Regions from separate parts of the Homo sapiens genome. Here regions 2 and 3 are each linked to region 1. A link is a contact called in ENCODE Hi-C or POLR2A ChIA-PET data. All regions are on one chromosome and are shown on one strand. The core of a region is the stretch at or near the end of the contact, and the rest is flanking DNA. Distances in the headings are between cores, read along the strand shown.

Evidence for each region. Hi-C counts contacts between places; a loop is a spot of excess contacts on that map. ChIA-PET counts read pairs that join two places held with the same protein, here RNA polymerase II (POLR2A). Pooled maps may share reads with other maps.
Region 2: a loop to region 1 is called in a map of naive thymus-derived CD4-positive, alpha-beta T cell, with 1.8 times the contacts of the local background. The contact joins two enhancer-like sites. A Hi-C loop is called at or near these places in 1 of 168 maps with a recorded cell type or tissue (naive thymus-derived CD4-positive, alpha-beta T cell) and 2 of 50 pooled maps. POLR2A ChIA-PET finds 5 or more read pairs at or near these places in 3 of 52 experiments (activated B cell, activated T-cell and naive thymus-derived CD4-positive, alpha-beta T cell).
Region 3: a loop to region 1 is called in a pooled map, with 6 times the contacts of the local background. The contact joins two enhancer-like sites. A Hi-C loop is called at or near these places in 1 of 37 single-sample maps with no recorded cell type and 7 of 50 pooled maps. POLR2A ChIA-PET finds 5 or more read pairs at or near these places in 1 of 52 experiments (activated T-cell).

Annotation. Positions count from the first base shown.
Region 1 is chr2:12,126,200-12,129,021 of GRCh38, reverse strand. The region is part of intron 2 of MIR3681HG (MIR3681 host gene); the gene reads right to left. Among named protein-coding and RNA genes, the nearest start is that of MIR3681, 72 kb to the left of the region's middle. Within about 2 kb of position 1,326, at least 5 of the 41 ENCODE cell types and tissues checked have a DNase peak (open chromatin) inside an H3K27ac peak, as active enhancers do.
Region 2 is chr2:12,261,487-12,264,221 of GRCh38, reverse strand. All of the region lies in intron 3 of MIR3681HG (MIR3681 host gene), which reads right to left. Among named protein-coding and RNA genes, the nearest start is that of MIR3681, 64 kb to the right of the region's middle. Within about 2 kb of position 1,386, at least 3 of the 41 ENCODE cell types and tissues checked have a DNase peak (open chromatin) inside an H3K27ac peak, as active enhancers do.
Region 3 is chr2:11,944,258-11,946,999 of GRCh38, reverse strand. No RefSeq gene overlaps it. Among named protein-coding and RNA genes, the nearest start is that of MIR3681HG, 61 kb to the left of the region's middle. Within about 2 kb of position 1,344, at least 5 of the 41 ENCODE cell types and tissues checked have a DNase peak (open chromatin) inside an H3K27ac peak, as active enhancers do.

The DNA of each region.
Region 1 (2,822 bases), core at 77-2,576:
TAAGTCCCCATTCCACATATACTGGAAAACCCAGTCTCTTCCAGATTTCCAAGGGCTTACTTTCTCCTCCCCACCCTGGCTCCACATTCCTGCTTCCTATGACTCCCAGGAGTTGCTAGTTTTCTCACTTCCTAAGGCTGCTGGCTTTCTTCCATCACCTCAACCCCTTTGGTGTGCAACTCAAACTCTCTCTTTTATTCCTCAGAGCAACCCTGATACCAGGCTTTCCTGGAAACCAGACACTTACTGAATATTGATAGTGAACCATGGCACCATGTGCATGGTACACACACAATTCATTCACCTATTTTCTTCATTAACCCTTTCTTCCGCCATCCTTGCCAAGAATTGCACAGTTTCTAGTTTTAAATTGATGGACTTCCTTTCATTACCAAGACTTTTTTTCTCTTCTTTAACTATTTCCTTTGCACTCCTCTTCATTATCTATACGTGTACACACACACACACACACACACACACACGTAATTTCCACCTTCCCTATGCAATGCATCAGGAAGACTCCAAATCCCTACAAATTCCTGTTACTTAATTACGCAGATCAGTTTCCACTCTCAACTCCAACCCTATTCCAGATTCTAGCCCTAACTTTGTGGTCTACTCTTCTAAATAGGAAGGCTTGACTGACTTTTTTTAAATTACTTTGTTTTGCTTTTTAGCACATTCCAGATGAAGTCCCTAAACAGGGCTCCCTTCCCAACGAGAATTTATTCACGTATTACATGCTTTATAAGGCACTATCCAGAATACCCTCCTTTGAAGTGAGTAAGAAATTGTATCAAAGTCCCGAGGGACAGGACCCCTGATGGGAGTAGAACATAGTCGCACAAGTGCCAAGACACCAGCGTTCATCCTCAAGGGTTCCATTCTGGATTGCAGTAGAAGCTCTTGGAGGGAAAGAGGTCCAAAAAATATGACACACAAAAGTTTTAATAAAGGTCAGCAGCATGCCATCAGCCAACCTCCAAGCCTGATGTGAGTTTACCCCACAGTGAAGGGACATAGGCAGATTGAAGCCACACAGGCGTTCCTGTGACCTGCAAAACATGAACAGGAAGTGCACATTTGTAGAAAGAAATACAGCCACTTTGCTCACTGCACTACCTAGTTCTGGAAGCTCATGTTTTACTCCACCTAAGAGAAAGGGGGAAATTAGAAAGAAGGAAAATGAGAAATGCGGGGTTTTTTTTTAAGAAAGAGAAAAGGGAAAAAGTGAGTCTATGATTGCAAGCAAGATCTTCTGTTCCCCTGCTCTGTCTCTTTAAGGGTGAATTTCAGACTCTGCTTTGCTTCAGGTGACAGCACAGGAAGTAACAGTGAGCCTGGCTCCTTTTTAAGTCTTAAAAAGAGAAAACACCCAATCCTGACTGTGAAAATTCAAGCAGAATTTGATTTATTCTTCACCATGAATGATTCCATTTAAAGCAGGAAATAAACTCTGATAGCAAAAATGTAAATCAAACCTCAATGCATGAAATCAGTCTTCATTTTCCCCCCTCTATTATCAAACTACCACTCCTTTTATTGGAACTATACAGTTGGCTACATCCACCTGCTTTCAAACACAATCTCCATCTTCATTCGGGCTACTATTAAGTTATACTGCTATAACTAAGTACTGTGAACTGAGTGGCTTATGAACCACTAAAATTCATTTCTTACAGTTCCAAGGCTGGAAGCCCCAGATCAGGTGCCAGCATGGTCAGGTTCAGGCAAGGGTCCTTTTCCGGATTGTAGGCTTCTGACTTCTTGCTGTGTCCCCACATGATGAAAAGAGAGGTACTAGCTCTCTGGCCTTTTCCTATAAGGGCACTAATCCCATTCATGAGGGCTCCACCCTCATGACCTAATCACTTCCCAAAGGCTCCACCTCCAAATACTATCACATTGGGGAATCAATTTCAAAATATGAATTTTAGGGGGTAACAGTTCATAACAGCCTGTCCTTGACATGAGATCACATAACCATGGCAAAGAGTCCCCCAACCATCATACTTCCTGCACACACTGAAAATGCAGTGTTATACAGCAACACTCTCTCTTGGTTGGAGTAAGTCACCATTCTGAAGTCAACTACGTCTTTTCATTCTGGCTTATAATTGACCAAAAGTAAAGGGGGAGAAGAAAGAGAAAAGAAAGCTCTTATATGACTACCCAGAGTTTTGTAACCTAGACATGTCTTCAAAGACATGACTTTTTTTCCTGAATGTTCTAAAAATGGATGTTATGTATCTGCTAAAAATATGATAATTAACAAGTATGCTTTGAATCACATAATAGCAAATGTCATTTTCCTGTAAGATAGAGTATCAGTCATGAGCACTAATGTCCAGAGAGAGAGTTAAGCTGCTGACCCTAAAGGGAGAGCCAGCTGCACAACTGTGCATGGGAGTGACCAGAGCAAGTAGCCGAGACAGAGCAGACAGGGTAAGAGAACTGCTGATGAGAGAGCTGCTGAATAAAGCTGTATTTCACCTACCTACGGCACCCCCAAGTGTTCTTTCAGCTATCTGCCATTCAGTCACCCACTCCCTTTGGACCTCAGCTTGGGCTGGAGCCTGACCCTGAATCTAATACCACGCCTTATCTTTTCTTCATGAAACACCCTGAGACAGAATCCTTGTCTCAAGTCACACTATAGCAATAAAGTGGGTCCTTTTCTGCCCTCAAAGAAGAGAGTGCCTGTTCCGCATCTCTTTACTCATTTAGCAAACACCTATGATGATTTAGATTCTGAAGTTGGAAAAGTGAATGTGTTTCTAAGGTGCTCTCAGCCTCATTGGTTACAGAATATGCTTGGCTTC
Region 2 (2,735 bases), core at 137-2,636, 140 kb before region 1:
GCATTGTGCCCCTGCCCTAGAGATCTGCAGAACTTTGAATTTTAGAGTGATGATTTAGGGTATCTGGTGGAAGAAATTTCTAAAAAGAAAAACCTTCAAAGTGCAGCATGGCTGCTTCTACCACCCTGTGCTCAGGTGCAAGATCATATAAATGACTTAAAACTAGAACTTATATTTAAAAGGGAAGTGGAGCATGTAAGTATGAAAAATTTGCAGTCTGGCTATGTGGTAGGAAAGAAAAGCCCATTTTCAAGGGAGGAATTCAAGTGGGCTGCAGAAATTTGCATGAGTAAAAAGGAGCCAAGTGCTAATAGGTAAGACAATGGAGAAAAGCCTTCAAAGGCATTTCAGAAAACTGAAGGCTAACAGAACATGTGCTTTTGCATTTTTGTGCTATAAAAAAAGTCTCAGGTATAATTTCTAGTACAGTTAATATCAATAGATATAGCCCACATAAATAAAAGCACTATGGAATCTTCAGTAATTTTTAAGAGTAAAAAGCGTTGTAAAACCAACCCTTTGATAACCACTGTTGTGGCTAATCAGATAAAATCTATGTTAGTATTTTATGTTAATTAAAAAACATCTATAAATCAAGCTTCTATGTGATATCACAGTCCACTCCCAGCTCATTTTAGATCAGTGCATCTCAGCCTTGATTGTACGTTGTAGTCACCTAGGGAGGTTGAAAAACTAGTACTGACCTGATTTTCACAGCCTCCTAGCCCAGATATTCTTATTTAATGGATATAGGGTTTTACTAGGGGATCTGGAGTTTTAACTTCTTTCCAGATGATTTTGTTATGCAGCCAAATTTGAGAACCATTGTCTCCTAGAATAGGAGATCCTAGAAACACACATGTTTGGTGGGCAGGAGAGACAGGGCTGTCACCAACCCCCCTGGATTCCTGGGACTAGAATGAAGTGGAGATGGGCTATTCAGAATGGGCAGTCAGAGCTGTGCCAGGGCAGGCCTCCTTCCCAGGGAATTACTTCATAACTTATGTCCTTGGACTGGGATGTGAGCTCAGAGGACTGAAACCTCAAATCTGGATTCTAGGTTCGAGCACCTCTCAAATGATAGCCTTTATTCACTCTATTCACTCTTTCCCAGCCTTCCTTGCTCGTGCAGTACCATGACAACTTTGCCCATTAGTGATCATAACCCTCCCCACTGTGTCCTCTTCTAAATTGATAAATTAAGAATCCATGTGGAATGGAATTTTTTGCAGTCTGTTAGGTCAGCACCCCTGCCAAAACCAAGTGGGCTGAATCATCCTATGGCAGTTCCTAAGTGCTGCTCCCCAGAATTCACAGCCAGGCCTGCAAACCTGCTGTCTGTGTGTCAGGAGAGAGAAGACACCTGGGCCAAATCTCATGGTTGTCATGACAGCCAAGTCTAAAATAGACTTTCAGACACAAGAGCTGTTTGGCTGACTCTGACCTACATGTAAGCATAAATATTATTCATGTTAGAAAGGAAGTGATCTTCTGTTTTCTTCAGAGAGAGATTTGGAAATTCAGGCTATAGATTTGCTTCATGTGGATATTACAAAGTTTAAAAAGGACTCCTAAGTTGTGAAGATGATAATGGTTTGTACTTTTTATAATAATGTCCTTGTACAAAGTGACACTAACATTCTTTATTACCACCTGGTTGCATGTTATGTATTCAGCCTGTATATACAAAAACACGATGTTGGTAAGCCTTGGGTGCAGAGGTGAGCACTGTTACCAATACTCTTAGTCATAAATCCTTTGTCACCTCCATTCATTCATAAGAAAAAAAGGAAGCAGAGAGACAAGTAAGGGGTGTTGGGGTATTGTATTCGCAGTAAGAAATGGTAGAGCCTAGAAAAAGCCTGGGAATAAGAAATCCACAAATCCTTCATCTCCACTATGGTTTGAATATTTGTTCCCTACAAGCCTCATATTGAAATTTGATCCCCAGTGTTGAAGGTGGGACCTAATGGGAAGTATCTGAATCATGGAGAGGCAGATGGCTCAGGAATACCTCCCCTGGGGGTGAATGAGTTTTAACTCTATTCATGCCTGCAAGAGAGAGCTGGCTGTTAAAGAGAGCCTGGTACCTCTCCCTCTCCCCCTTGCTTCCTTTCTCACCATGGGATCTGTGCATAGGCCGGCTGCCCTTCTCCTGTCATGAGTAGAAGCAGCCTGAGGCCATCACCAGATGCCAGTCTTGAACCTTCTAGCCAGAAGAATCATAAGCCAAATAATCATTTTTTCTTAATAAATTACACAGCCTCAGATATTCTTTATAGTGACACAAAACAGACTAAGACAATCTTAATTCCTCCTGTCTCAACTCTTGCTAGGTTTGCTCTACCACTGAAGCTCTACAATCTTACATAATATTTTTGAAACAATAATCCTGGCATTTTCCTCTAGAATTTTCTGTACGGGTAGAAATCTAAGCTGTCCGGTATGGCATCAGTGAGCCACTTGTGGCTACTGAGCACTTGAAATGTGGATGGTGTGGATAAGATGTGCAGTAAGTGTGCAATACAAATTAAATGTTGAAGATTTAGTGTGAAAAATAATGTAAAACATTCAATTGATAATTTTTATACTTACATGTTGAAATGAAAATATTTGGATATAGTTGACTAAGGAAAATATGTTATTTAGATTATTTTCACCTGCTTTTTTTTTTAATGTGGTTACTTAAAAATTTGTAAATGATGTATGTGGTTTACATCATAGACAGAGGGATA
Region 3 (2,742 bases), core at 95-2,594, 180 kb after region 1:
CAGAATGTCATAGATAAGAATACTGCTAACTAATGGGGAAATGCCAGCAGACCATGCACTCTCCCCTAAGCAGTCCCAGAAACACAGAATTTCCTGAACCCAAGCCTTCCTCCATCCACCCAGGAAGGTGAGGGGTTTGGGGACACCATTCCTAATAAAAGCCTTATCTGTGTGCCTGACGCTAGGCTAAGATTTTCACATACATTTCCTTATTTAGTCTGTACAATTGCTCTGCAACATAGATATAATTCTCTAATATAATAGTTAAGAAATGTGAAGCCCTTTAGAAGTTAAGAAAGTTGCCTAAAAGCTCACAGTTAGAGTCAAAGCTGAGATTCAGATCTTGCTTTGAGTCAAAGTTAGTGTACTCCCATTTCCACATCATCTCCCAAGTCAAACCCGAACAAGCCACGACCAAAGGATTCCATGCTCTGCAATAAGCATTTATAATTTCACCTTCAATTCTTCCATTTATAGGGGAAAGCTTGCATGTAATTAATTTAAGGATGATTTCTCCATAAATTATACTTCAATCTAGTTCTATATTTAAATAATTAAGTTTGAAACAGAAAGACTAATGAAACTAATGGTTACCAAATTACTCGATTTTGAAAATCATTGATTTTCTCATTTGCCTGCTAAAATTAATCAATCTCATTTACATATACAGATTGCATTTGCTTTAGCTTTGAGATATTTGTTTTCCAAGTTTTTCCACCAGTTTCAAAATCCACTTTAAAAAAAACTCAGTTCTATTTCAATTATGCTTATTTGCATGGAAACCAAAGCCTTACTGCTCTAATTAATAATATTATGATTGTTCCTTTTATTTGAATACAATGTCCTTGTAACTTAAAGAATAAAGATTCAACCCAGCCAAGCAACTTTAAAAATACATATGGAAATGATCAGTATAATACAATTTCTTTTGGTAATAAGATAAATAAAAGCAAATTCTCCTGTTACAAAACACACAAAAAAATCCACTTTACAAAATACCTTTTTAGCAATTTCTACAAAACAATACTCTAAGATCTTATGACCATGTCATACTAAATGTCTATATATATGATGAGAAGGTATTTCCTGGAATGACTAGTGGGTGGGATAAGCCTAAAAGGATTTCCAAGAAATACAGAAACATAAGGATCCAATAATTTGAAAAAGGATTAAAAATATTCTAAGACTTTCAAAGTGCAAATTACCACGTACAAATTTGGTGGTTATAATAAGCCTTTTCTTTGCAATAAAATGAAAATTTAATAGAAAACGTATAGGAAGTGCAACTATTGAGTTGTGAAACTTTTGTTTCAGTTTTACTTTTCATATGCGGGCATGTAAATATGAGTGTACAGGCTGGGTACGATGGCTCAAACCTGTAATCCCAGCATTTGAGGAGGCCAACGCAGGTGGATCACTTGAGCCCAGTAGTTCAAGACCAGCCTGGGCAACATGATGAAACCCCATCTCTACAAAAAGTACAAAAATGAGCTGGGCATAGTGGCATATACTTGTAGTCCCAGCTACTCAGGAGGCTCAGGTGGGAGGATTGCTTGAGCCTGGGAAGCAGAGGTTGAAGTGAGCTGAGATCATGCCATTGCACTCCAGCCTGGGTGACAGACCAAGACCTTCTCTTAAAAAAAAAAAAAAAGAGGTTATAAGAGTGTGTGTGTGTCCTGAGTCATGAGTCATGGTCATGAAAGAAAATGTATTTGTTACTGTGGACTAAGGTCAAAAGTTTAAAAACCACTAACCCAATTGATCCATTGACCAGATGGAGTTTTGAAGGACTGATATTTTAGAGACTTCTGAAAATAATAATAGACTTTGTCATCAGACAGCTGGGTTCAACTCTCAACAAGTAACTCAATCTACCTAAATCTTGGTGTCACATTTGTAAAATGAAAATAATAGTAACACCTCACAAGTTTGTTTTGACATTAAAAAAAGATAATGTATGTGAGGTGTTTAGCACAGTGCCTGGCATATGATAATCAACAAATCTTGGCTATCATTTTCTAGAACTGCTGGAGAGCTTCTTTGTCTCTGATTAAAACATACCCCCTTCAAGGTGTATTCATTTCCTCTGAGTGACATCTGTCACCTCTTTAATGAGTTTTTTACCTTTTGTCCATGTTCAGTTGCTCCTCCAGACAGCCAAGGACCAGAGGCAGAATTCAGTGACCAACACTAAACATGAGAAAGAGCAGCCTCTCAGCAGTCCATGTGCATACTGATCCCCTGCTTAGCTTCAGACTCCATGTCAGTCGAGGTGAAGAAATAAAAAGGAGGTGAAACTGGCCCAATTGTCCCATAGAATTGATGTATGGTTTCTTTTGAATAAACACAGAAATTGAACCTTCCAGTCTTAAAACTTCAGAAGTTTACTTTTGTTTTATCGGAGTTCCTTTTTCAGGAAATCAACCATCAGTCCTGCCAAATAGTATCAAGGAACTGAAACTCACTAGATCACAGTATCTGGACAATGAGATGCCAGACCCCTCACCTGTCATAACTGCCTAATCAACCACCCACTGCCTGTTGACCAGCTCCTCTTCCTTACCTCTCACACACGGTTACATTTCTTTCTCCACTATATAAACCCCTAATTTTAGTTGTTGGGGAGACACATTTGAGACCGATTTCCCATCTCCTTGGCTGAAACACCCGATTAAAACTTTCTTCCCTGGTAATACTCATTGCCTCAGTGATTGACTTTCTGTGTAGTGAGCAACAGGACCT